Regions from separate parts of the Homo sapiens genome. Here region 2 is linked to region 1. The links are chromatin loops, found by intact Hi-C in ENCODE. Cell type or tissue: IMR-90. All regions are shown on one strand. Each heading gives the region's core, and the rest is flanking DNA. Links, peaks and the distances in the headings are about the cores only.

What was found. A loop is a pair of places that touch in the nucleus more often than their neighbours do. Peaks named below come from ENCODE experiments on the same cell type or tissue, not always from the same donor. Only the 100,000 strongest peaks of a DNase experiment are listed, where the experiment ranks them.
Region 2: it touches region 1 in a loop (2.0-fold over the local background); 7 of 110 quality-filtered maps call a loop at or near these places.

Annotation. Positions count from the first base shown.
Region 1 is chr22:33,851,151-33,856,527 of GRCh38, reverse strand. The region is part of intron 1 of LARGE1 (LARGE xylosyl- and glucuronyltransferase 1); the gene reads left to right. Among named protein-coding and RNA genes, the nearest start is that of LARGE1, 67 kb to the left of the region's middle. RefSeq lists enhancers at 2,182-2,681, 2,512-2,781, 2,682-3,183. In IMR-90, for the core only: no CTCF peak of the experiment used is centred there; a DNase peak (open chromatin) is centred at 2,567; H3K4me3 peaks cover 679 bases; H3K27ac peaks cover 469 bases.
Region 2 is chr22:33,790,209-33,795,585 of GRCh38, reverse strand. All of the region lies in intron 1 of LARGE1 (LARGE xylosyl- and glucuronyltransferase 1), which reads left to right. Among named protein-coding and RNA genes, the nearest start is that of LARGE-AS1, 68 kb to the right of the region's middle. In IMR-90, for the core only: no CTCF peak of the experiment used is centred there; no DNase peak of the experiment used is centred there.

The DNA of each region.
Region 1 (5,377 bases), core at 279-5,278:
TGCCTCACAGGGACCTGGAAACAGTGTCTAATTCCCAGTTCTGGTGGGATTTCCCCTGTGTCTTACTCTCTTGGCTGATGATCAGTAGATCTATTTATCACTTCTAGGAGCTGCGCCTTAAGTCTTCATTTCAGCCTCTTCGTATGGACCTCACTGAGGCTCTGAGGGGGAAGTGACTGCTTAGACCCACCACCCACCCACCCAGCTTGTTCTGTCGGGAATGGTTCTGACCCTCTTCCATGGAGAGGCATGTGTTTGTCTGGGTGGAGAACATTTCCAGAGGAGCATGGCCCCCTGAGAACTGGTCCGGGTATGGCCACAGTTCAGCACTCTGGTTGGATTCTGCACATGAAACATTTTGAAATCTTTTCAGTGGAAGTTTGGTTCTTGGACAGCTCTCTTCTGCTGTCCCCTAAACCCCCTATTCCTACTGAGATCAGAGGCCATTTGTTGTACATAGTCATCGCCCAGGTGCCAGCGTAGGGCTGGGTGCCCGGGAAGCCTCCAGTAAGCAGCACAGAGGTGCGGGGTGCGTCTCAGGATGCCAAGACTTGATCCCGACTCCATCATTTATTATTCCTGTTCTCTTAACCTTTTAAGCTTCAGTTTCTTTGTCTTAATAAAAAGGGGGCATGTGAAGAGATGACAGTAGTCCTTCATGGTTTTGCTGTAAGGACTCACTGAGCAAAAAACGTGTAATGAGGGCAGGTATGGGCTTTATTAATTTTTGTATCCTGAGGTTGGTATTCACTACATATTCATCAGAATGATGATGAAAAAGTAAGGAACCCCCCCACTCTGAGTTTCATTTGCTCCACTTCGAAAACTAAGATACTGGTGTTAATCTGTGGTTCCTGGGGGCAGAGGGCTGCTCATCAGAAATTCCTTGAGGGCCTTTCCCAGAAGCACAGGACCAAGCCCCACCTCTGAAATTCTGATTCCTGCCATCTTGGCTGGAATGTGGCATTTGGGTTCTGAAACATGGGTCCTGGGGATTGTACCACACAGCCCTGGTGAGGCGTGATGGGCCCTCCAGACCCTGAGGTCTCTCGCCTGATCCTTTCTGGGTTGGGCAGGTTGGGGGCACATGGAGTGGCTAGCAAATGGTTAGGGTTCTGACAGTTTCCCACTCCACCCCTCTACCTTCCACCCGTTCTTCAAGGCCCACTTTATTTTTATTTATTTATTTTTTTTGAGACGGGGTCCCGCTGTCTTGCCCAGGCTGGAGTGTGGTGGCGCGATCTCCGCTCACTGCAAGCTCCGCCTCCTGGGTTCATGCCATTCTCCTGCCTCAGCCTCCCGAGTAGCTGGAACTACAGGTACCGCCACCACACCCGGCTAATTTTTTTGTATTTTTAGTAGAGACAGGGTTTCACCGTGTTTGCCAGGATGGTCTCGGTCTCCTGACCTCATAATCCGCCCTTCTCGGCCTCCCAAAGTGCTGAGATTACAGGCGTGAGCCACCGTGCCCAGCCTAAGGCCCACTTTATATGCCACCTTCTCCAGAATGACTGCCCGGGCCTCCTGAGCTGGAAAGTGCTCTCTCTCTCTGCTGAATGCCTTGTGGTCCTGCCTCTGGGGTTTTGTAATGCTGCAATCAGCCATAAGCTTGTGAAGGACGCGGCCTCGCTTGATGCAACATGGCACCCCACAGCACCTTCGCCGGGCTCTTGCATCCAGTTGGCATATCATTATATATTTACATATGTCACCGATACATTTATGAATAACTGTTTCAACAGCTAACTCTTTGGCTTTATAAATCACAACTGCATCTCCCAAGATTCCTTCTGTGTCTCTTCAGACCAGTAACACAGAATGTCTTTGTTAAATTGGACCTTTTTTTTTTTAAATAAACTGGAGACACTTGGGGAGAATAAAATGATGTACTCTGCTTTTGTAATTAGCTGTGATGATTAGACTATCTTCTTCATAATGTCTTATTTTTACTTGCTTTGGAATTTATCAAGTGCTCTCTTTTCTATGAAGGTTACCCTTCAAGTGAGTAAGGGGGCTTGATTAGAACACTGGGGGATTTACCTTGTACTTTTTAAAAATAAGACTCATGATGGAGAAGGCTGATGTGAGCCGATGGTGAAAGGTCAGCCTGGAGCTATAAAAAGGGGTCTCTGAGCTGAGAAACTGAAACCGATGCTCCCAGACCAAGATTTTTTTTTTCTGCCATCAACTGCTGAAGTAATTAATAGTCACTTTTATTTTAGAATTTGTTTTATATTTAACAAAGCAGCCTGTCATGGCTTCTCTTCATGCCCAGGGCAAGGTCCTTTCTTTTTTTTTTTTTTTTTTTTTTTTTTCCCCTTAAGTGCATTTATAATTACATTGATCAGCTCTGAGTTTGTGATATGCCAAGTCCTTGAATGTGATACTCATTTGCTTTCACGTTTTTGATGCAAATGGATCTTGGAATCCATTCTAGAGTGCTTTGGTAGATTTTTTAATCCACAATAGGCAATTTATCTTGTTCAGCCTCTACAAGGACTGTCTGGTATGGCCGGTCTGGGCATCTGGCTGGCCACGAGCCTGCCCAGTAGGGACTCAGTTGGGACCTGCTGAGAGCAGTTTCACTTTCGCATTTGCTTCCTCTTGTCCACAGCTGAACTGAGAGGTGTTCTCGGGGATCCCTAGAGTATTGAGAACAAAGAGCAGAAGGAAGAGCTTGCATACTTCTATTTTCCATCCATTCAGTGAATATTTAGTGCCTGCCCCAAGGCAGGTTTTGAGGATACAGCAGACGGCACAACAGGCAGACATATCCTTGTGGACGTGCTCTGGCACCAAGCTGTTTCCAACTCAGCACATGTGGGAAAGGAACTGGCACTTTTTTGTATCCTTGCTATCTTCGGCATATGTGGGCATACTTATTTAAGCCTCACAACTGTCTGTGAAGTAGGTATTATTAAGGGTTATGTAGGCCACATGTATCTGTGAACATCATACTGGTGTGTGGTGTTTTGCATAATAGAGCTATGAAATTATGCAGCTGGGGTTTGAAAATAAACCCTGCCTTTGGCCATCTAGATGTTGAACAAGGGACTTAAATGCTCACAGCCTCCTCCTCTTCCCCTGTTTTGAATGAGGCTAAAGGTTGGACCTCTCAGGATCATTTGGTAGTTAACACTTTGCAAGTTGGCATGGATACACACAGGTATTGTAAACCTGTGTGTGCTTGAAAAGCAGCGGCTGTTTCTGCCTGTGATTCTGGAGTTACTTCTGGATTTGATCCTATACAGAATGCTCTTATATCCTGTTCATTATAGGGAAGGAAGCTTGTGGCAGGGAATCTGCAGACCCACGTTCCACCTGGTTCTATCATCAAATTGTGTGGTCTCGGACAAGTTCCTAGACCTCTCTAGTTCTCAGTTGTCGCATATCTGAAATGAGACGATGGTGCTGATTTCCCTTTGGATTAATTTCTCCTTGGATTAATTTCTCTTTGGTGGCTTTGTTTAGGCCCCCCCTTCATTTCCATCAAGACTTTCTCATGTTTCAGTTTCATATGGCGGAGGGCTTGCCTGGCTGCCTCATTGATCACTGTGACCCTCGCCTGGCATTCCCATCCCTCTTTACCCTGTTCTGTTTTTTCTTTATTTTCATAGCACTTATCACTTTTCTTTCTTTCTTTCTTTCTTTTTTTTTTTTTTTTTTTTTTTGGAGACGGAGTCTCGCTGTCTTGCCCACGCTGGAGTGCAGCGGCCCAATCTCCACTCACTGTAACCTCCGCCTCCCAGGTTCAAGCAATTCTCCTGCCTCAGCCTCCCAAGTAGCTGGGACTACAGGTGTACGCCGCCACGCCCGGCTTATTTTTTGTATATATGTTTTTTTAGTAGAGACGGGATTTCACTGTGTTGCCCAGGCTGGTCTCGAACTCCTGAGTTCAGGCAATCTGCCCGCCTTGGCCTCCAAAAGTGCTAGGATTACAAGTGTGAGCCACCGTGCCCAGCCTTTATCGTACTTAGCACTTTCTAACAGACTGTATGTTTTTTTAAATTTGTTGTGTTTATTTTTATAGACAAAAAACACATGTTACCTTTGCTGGAATGTAACCTAATTAAGGGGCGAAATCTTTATCGATCTTGTGCCCAGACCACCTTGAAGCCATGAAGGGATGCTCAGGAGGCTTTGTTAAATATAAAACAAATTCTGAAATAAAAGTGACTATTAATTACTTCCACAGTTGATGGCAGGAAAAAAAAAACTTCATCTGGGAGCATCGGTTTCAGTTTCTCAGCTCAGAGGCCTCTTTTTGTAGCTCCAGGGCTGACCTTTCAACGTTGGCTCACATCAGCCTTCTCCATCATGAGTCTTATTTTTAAAAAGTACAAAGTAAATACCACAAACAGGTATTGTGACTTGTGGAACAAGTTGTCGAGAAAATTACAAAGAATAGTTCCTTCTGCTGCTATCTGCTTAGAGCCAGCCTGGCTCTAATAGCTGGGGCCTTTGTGTGTTCTCTTCTTGGGCATAAAGAGTTTCACAGAATACAATATAGAGTGATGGAGTCACTCTATGTTGGTAATAGAACAAGACAAAAACAAGACCACTCAATCATCAACACTGAGCACAGATAAAAGCAAGATCACTGCAAGGCACAAAAACAACCAAACATTCCCCAGTCTCAGCTCACACGAATGTTTCTTTACCGATTATGGCTTTAGCCTCATTCTGTTCCTCCTGCCTCTTAGATAAAAATTAGGAAGCTACGTCATCATAAAATTTCTGCTCTGTTGACAGCACCCAATTCAGAGCAAAACTACATTTCCCTGAGCCTACCCCTAAATCACTGAACACAGTCCAAATTGTATAATGAGCTCCTCCTGACATCCTCTTGCTGAGATCTCTGAAATTCTGCCTGTTGTAGTGTCCACCTTGCTGCAGTGAACCAATGAACCCAACTTTGTTTGACCACAGGTATGTTCCTGGTAGTCTTTAACTGGAGCCGGTGGCATAGTCGCTTGGTGAATAAAACTTTGTCCTAGGCATCACTGTAGAAATGTGTAGGTTATTTTACAGCTGAATGGTATTGAATAGACATGTACACAGTTTAATTGGAGAGCTGAGTCACTTGATAATTGTGGAAACAGAGCAGGATGTGACAGAAGGCAGAAATGCAAAGGTTGGGTAAGTGTGCCTCGAAGTAAGTGACTTGAGAGAAGGAGAAAGCCTAGAAGGCTGGGGCGGTAGAGAGAAGGTAGCTAGGGCTGGAAGACACAGTGGGGTCTTGAGTAAATCGCTTGTTTAGGAGTCAAGAGACCCAAGGTCTTATCCTGGATTTACTGCATATGAGCTGTTAACAAGTCCAATTGTTAGGTTTTTCATTTGTAAAAAACAGGGTCAGTAATCTCTCCTCCTTATCTCA
Region 2 (5,377 bases), core at 273-5,272, 61 kb after region 1:
GTGAATAGTGCCGCAGTAAACATACGTGCGCATGTGTCTTTATAGCAGCATGATTTATAGTCCTTTGGGTATATACTCAGTAATGGGATGGTCCACAGCCTATATTCTTAACCACTATGTCTAGTGTGTTTCTCTCTTTGTCTCTCTCTCTCCCTCTCCCTCCTAAAACTTCTTATACATAGATCCGTTAATGTGTATATATAGTCATGGTTGCTGCAAGGATCAAGTTATTTGCGTCTGTGTAAACCTACATATAAGTAAGTAGTGGTAGTAATTATTATGGCTGTTAATGAAATACTTACTGTATACCAGCAATTATGCTAAGTGTTAAGTACTTAAATTCTCCCATGCTGAGCTTTCAGCAGCCCTACAACTTGTTACTGTATTTATCCTACTCCTACTTTTTAGATGAAATTGGGTTTTAGGATTAATTTATACCAGATTACACAGTTTACAAAGACGGAGACTGAATTCAAACCTCTTTAAAGACTAGTTCTCTTAAAATAGGATCAGCAACAACTCTTACCATTCATTGAGTCCTATGACATGCTGAAGGTAAAGGAAAACAATGCTGACGCAGTCTCACTTCAAGCATCCTCTGAGGGAGTTTGGCCTCATTTTATATGAATAGTGTTCCTTTTTACTCTTGAAATTGTCCCATTTTAAGGCCGGGCACGGTGACTCACGATGGTAATCCCAGCACTTTGGGAGGCGGAGGCAGACGGATCACCTGAGATCAGGAGTTCAAGATCAGCCTGGCCAATATAGTGAAACCCTATTTCTACTAAAAATATAAAAATCAGCTGGGTGTGGTGGCACGTACCTGTAATCCCAGCTACTCGGGAGGCTGAGTCAGGAGAATTGCTTGAACCCGGGAGCGGAGGTTGCAGTGAGCCGAGATCGTGCCACTGTGCTCCAGCCTGGGCGACAGAGCGAGACTCCATCTCAAAAAGAAAAGAAAGAAATTTTCCCACTTTGAGGAAATGAGTCTGTGGTTTCTGGATGGATAAGAAAACTGAGTTTAGAGAATTTGTGCCACTTGTCCAAGGCCACACAGCAGTAAAAGGATAGACTGGGGTTGGAACTCTGGTCTGTCTGAAGAGGCCAGGCTCTTCACCCTGACAGTTGCCTGGCTTCTGGTATTTGCTGCCTTCTTGCTCCTCTTCGAGAGCAGTTCTGGCTTTAAAAACAAGTTCTGTGGGCAGAGGTACTCCATGCCCCAGCCTGAGCCCTTGGGGCCCACCTGGGATTGGTGGTGTCTGGGCGATCTCAGGGTTCCCTTCTTTCTTCCCTCCCTCCTGAGAAGAATCAGACTCAGACACCATCTTTTGTGGTCTAGTGTTTGGGAAAAGACGGCTGCACAGTCTCCACCAGCATTTGCAAATTATTCACAAATTATATGCACAGACACATGGGGCCCAACTACATACGTCGCAGACTTGAATGTGGGTCCTGGGAAGCTTCTGGATATGTGAGTTTGGGGGTTGGGCATCCCATCTAGCATAAACTTACCATCTTCATGCTTGCAGCCTTGCAATATACAGGCCCTGTTTTCCCCTCAACATTAATAAACTTTATTTTCCCTGCAGTTGTAGGAGACAGAGGCTCTATAGAAAACTTACAAATGAAAACATATTCTTTTGGAAAAAAAAATTATGGTTATCAATTCCTTCTTTATTAGTTTTCTTTTATTTTTAGATCCATTTGCATGAAAGCAAGAGATTCTCACACCACCCCCTCTTTGTATGATTATGACAGAGAGGCAATAAGAGGACAGATTCTTATGAAAAAAAAAAAGTTGGGGGGTGCTTGCCTTATTTGAGAAAACAGAGATCTGCAGTGATGAAGCTACACATACCACATAGCTTAAGAGAGGAGCTGGAAAAAGTTCTATTTAGGGAGAAGGATTTTTCCTGTGTTCTTGCGGGAGGTAGGAGGGACTCTGGAAGTGACAGTAGCTATCCGTATTCTGGAATAAAAGCTGTTCTCCTGAGAAAAGAAGCAATATTCCTCACTTCTCACAGCCTGTGCCGGGTTTCAGGTTTGGGAGTGGGAATTGGACATTTGAACCTTTCATTTCCTAAATGGATTTGCAATAAATAAAACTAGAGTTAAGGCCTCATTTCAGTAAACATGGGGGAGCTGTTGGAAGCTGCTGCTCCCTGTTTCAGACGATTATCTCCCACTCAGTCCTGGTGGGCATTATGTATGCCAGGTGGGAGCGGAGACTGATTTTGTCCTTCCTCATTGAAGCCTGGAAAAGTCTAGTATCTTTTATCAGATGTGGGGTGGTTGGCTGTTTCCTTTTCTCCTCCAGCCATGATATTTTTAAAATTGACAGCCCCGTTGTGATCCAGGGTGATGAGAGAGAGACTGACATTTTAAAGTTTCAGAACATGTTTTTCAGCTCTTCTTTGGATTGCTAATGTGAATAATAATGCCACATTGAACACTTATCCTGTGCGATGCTGTAGGAGTGTGGTAAACATCTCATAAATCTTCATGGCACTGCTCGCTGCAGCATGGCCAGTCGTGGAACTCCCTGCCTCCGTCTCCTCCTCTGGGCACGCTCAGCAGCTTTCGCTGTTTGGGTGGAAAGCTGTTTGTGGATATTAAAGGAGATGGTACTTGGTCTAGAAGAGGTGCTCAATGTCAGTGTCTTCTTTAGCCCCTCCCCTGGCCCCACCTTCTCCTTTCTTTTTCCCGTGGCTGGGGTTTTGGGGAAGTCCCTGAACACAGTGAGAAAGGGGTCTGTTTTCTCCTGAGTAATTTGAAAATCTTGGCTAAGAATGGGGGAGAGAAAGGAGGGTGTGGATGCTACTAGGTGAGGGCTTGGGAACTCCTACATTTCCTATGGAGGAAGAGTTTCAAAACTTGTGTTTTTTTGCTTCTGTGCTTTGTTTTTTTTTGTTTTGAATATGTGACTTGATTATTCTGGTTTGTAACGTTGTCTTTAGGAAATGAAAGATGCCTCATTATTTTCTGATTCCCCAATATCCTGCCCTCTTAGGGGTTTCCTAGTAACAGATTTTCCTGGTTAGACCTTGCCCTCCTGTGTTAGTTCATTCTCATGCTGCTAATAAAGACATACCCCAGACTGTGCAGTTTATAAAGGAAAGAGGTTTAATTGATTCACAGTTCAGCATCACTGGGGAGGCCTCAGGAAACTTACAGTCATGGTGGAAGGGGAAGCAAGCACATCCTTCTTCACATGGCGGGAGCAAGGAGAAGTACCAGCAGGGAAAATGCCAGACACTTATAAAACCATCAGAACTCCTGAGACACACTCATTATCACGAGAATAGCATGGGGGTAACCACCCCTTGTGATTTGATTACGTCCTAACAGGTCCCTCCCATGACATGTGGGGATTATGGGAACTACAGTTCAAGATGAGATTTGGGTGGGGACACAGCCAAAGCATATCACCTCCTAACAAGTATAATCCTAGGTTGTCTGTGGCCATAGTGCGTTCTGTTTTACCGAATTGACGTCTCTGAGTCTGAACACTGGTTCTGCTGCTAAGTGCTCCTGGACTCTGAGGCTCTGCATTTAGGCTCTCTGGGCATCTATTTCTCACATAGAAAAGGGAACAGATAATAAAAAAGCCTACCCTGTGGGGCTGTTGTGAGTAGTAAACGAGGTAATGTTATCAAGTGCCTGTCTTAGCATGCAGTATGCACTTCACAAATAAGACACATAAAAATTTCTTTTTCCCTTGGACACAAGACTTAGAGTATTTTTCCTAGGATGATGGTGGTAGTTGTGAGTAGTAATATGAGTAGCAATGGCACTAGTGCTGGCAGTAATAGTGGTAGCACTAGTGCTGGTGGTCATAGAAGTAGTAAGCCTTTGGCTTGGCTTCCATAATGAAAGTCTATAATGATTTCTATATAATAATCTCTGCTCTTTAGCAGCATTTTTCCAACAGAAATTTATCCATAAAGTGCCCAATAACCTAATGATAAGGCATTGTTAGCAGTGAGATATTCCATACAAATGAATTTTCAGATGAAGTGGCACTTTTCCCTTTAGGCAGCAACATTTCTAAACACAAAATGAAACCAAAGAGGCATAATGATTTTGTGGAAAATGTTCTAAGCTAGTATTTTTCTTCCTTTGCAAACAGAAAAGACTGAAAATAATTAAATTTTTTTGTAATATGACTCAGTTCCCCTTTGTGCCATATTATAATCCATGGAAATTACTGAGTTGTGCAGAAGAGTTTACTCCTAGGGTATACGGCCCCAAAGGATCATGCTTTTTTAATTCTTGAGACTGCTCTTTGTTCTTCTTTTTTAATTTTTTTGGCCAGCCATAAGGATACTACGCAGACATGCTCACCATTCCTAAACTTCCTGGGGAAAGTTTAAAGGTGGCTACAGCCTTTCCAGTGTACAGCACAAAGACATTTTAATTTTAATGATTTATCTCGCTCATGAGCTTTTCTCATTTACTTATAGAATAAAGTTTTCATTCTTCATTTAGAAGGCTTTTCTTTATAACTAGTACAAGTTATAAAACAGACCATCTATCCTTTATATTCTCTTAAGAAATTTGTGTTTGTGGTAGGTAAAATGAAAAGTTACTGCCGTTGTTTTTGGTAGAATTTACCTGGTGTTCACCTTGAAAGGATATGTGCTTGTGGGCCTTTTAAAGCAAAAACAAAATAAAAAAAGGATTGAAACTTCTGAAGTTATCTAAATAAATATTCTTGGTATGTATTGCTGTGAAAACAAAATTCAACAGAGCTTTTAGATGTACATGTCAGTTATATCTTATATTTTGTAGAACTTGAGAAGTTGGCATGTCAGATTAGTAGATGCTCTGGATGCGGAGTTTTTCAATCTTTGTGACAGGTAGGATACATTTAAACTTTGGTCAGCTTCCGGAGAGGCATAGCCTGGTCTTTCATCATATATCTGAAGGCAAAAAGATAGATGGAAATCTCTAAGCAGTATGAATTGTAAGTATTTCTGTTGAGTTATAAATACCTCAAGGAAAAGAACCATCTTAGTTTTCTTTTATTCACTTAACAAATATATATTGGCTTTTGAAGTGGTTGAGTGTAGAGTTCTAGAGTTAAAAATATTTTGGACTTAAAGAAAAAAAAATTGGTTTAAATTCCTGCTGTATCCTTGGATGATTCAGTGTAGGCCAGTTTCCCTTCACAATAGTTATTGAGGGGCTACTGGGTGTCAGTTGCTATGCCAGGTGTATTAGCATGTTCTCACGCTGCTAATAAAGACATACTGGACAGTGGGTAATTTATAAAGGAAAAAGGTTTAATGGACTCACAGTTCACATGGCTGGGCAGGCCTCACAATCATGGCAGAAGGTGAATGAACAGCAAAGTCATGTCTTACATGGTGGCAGG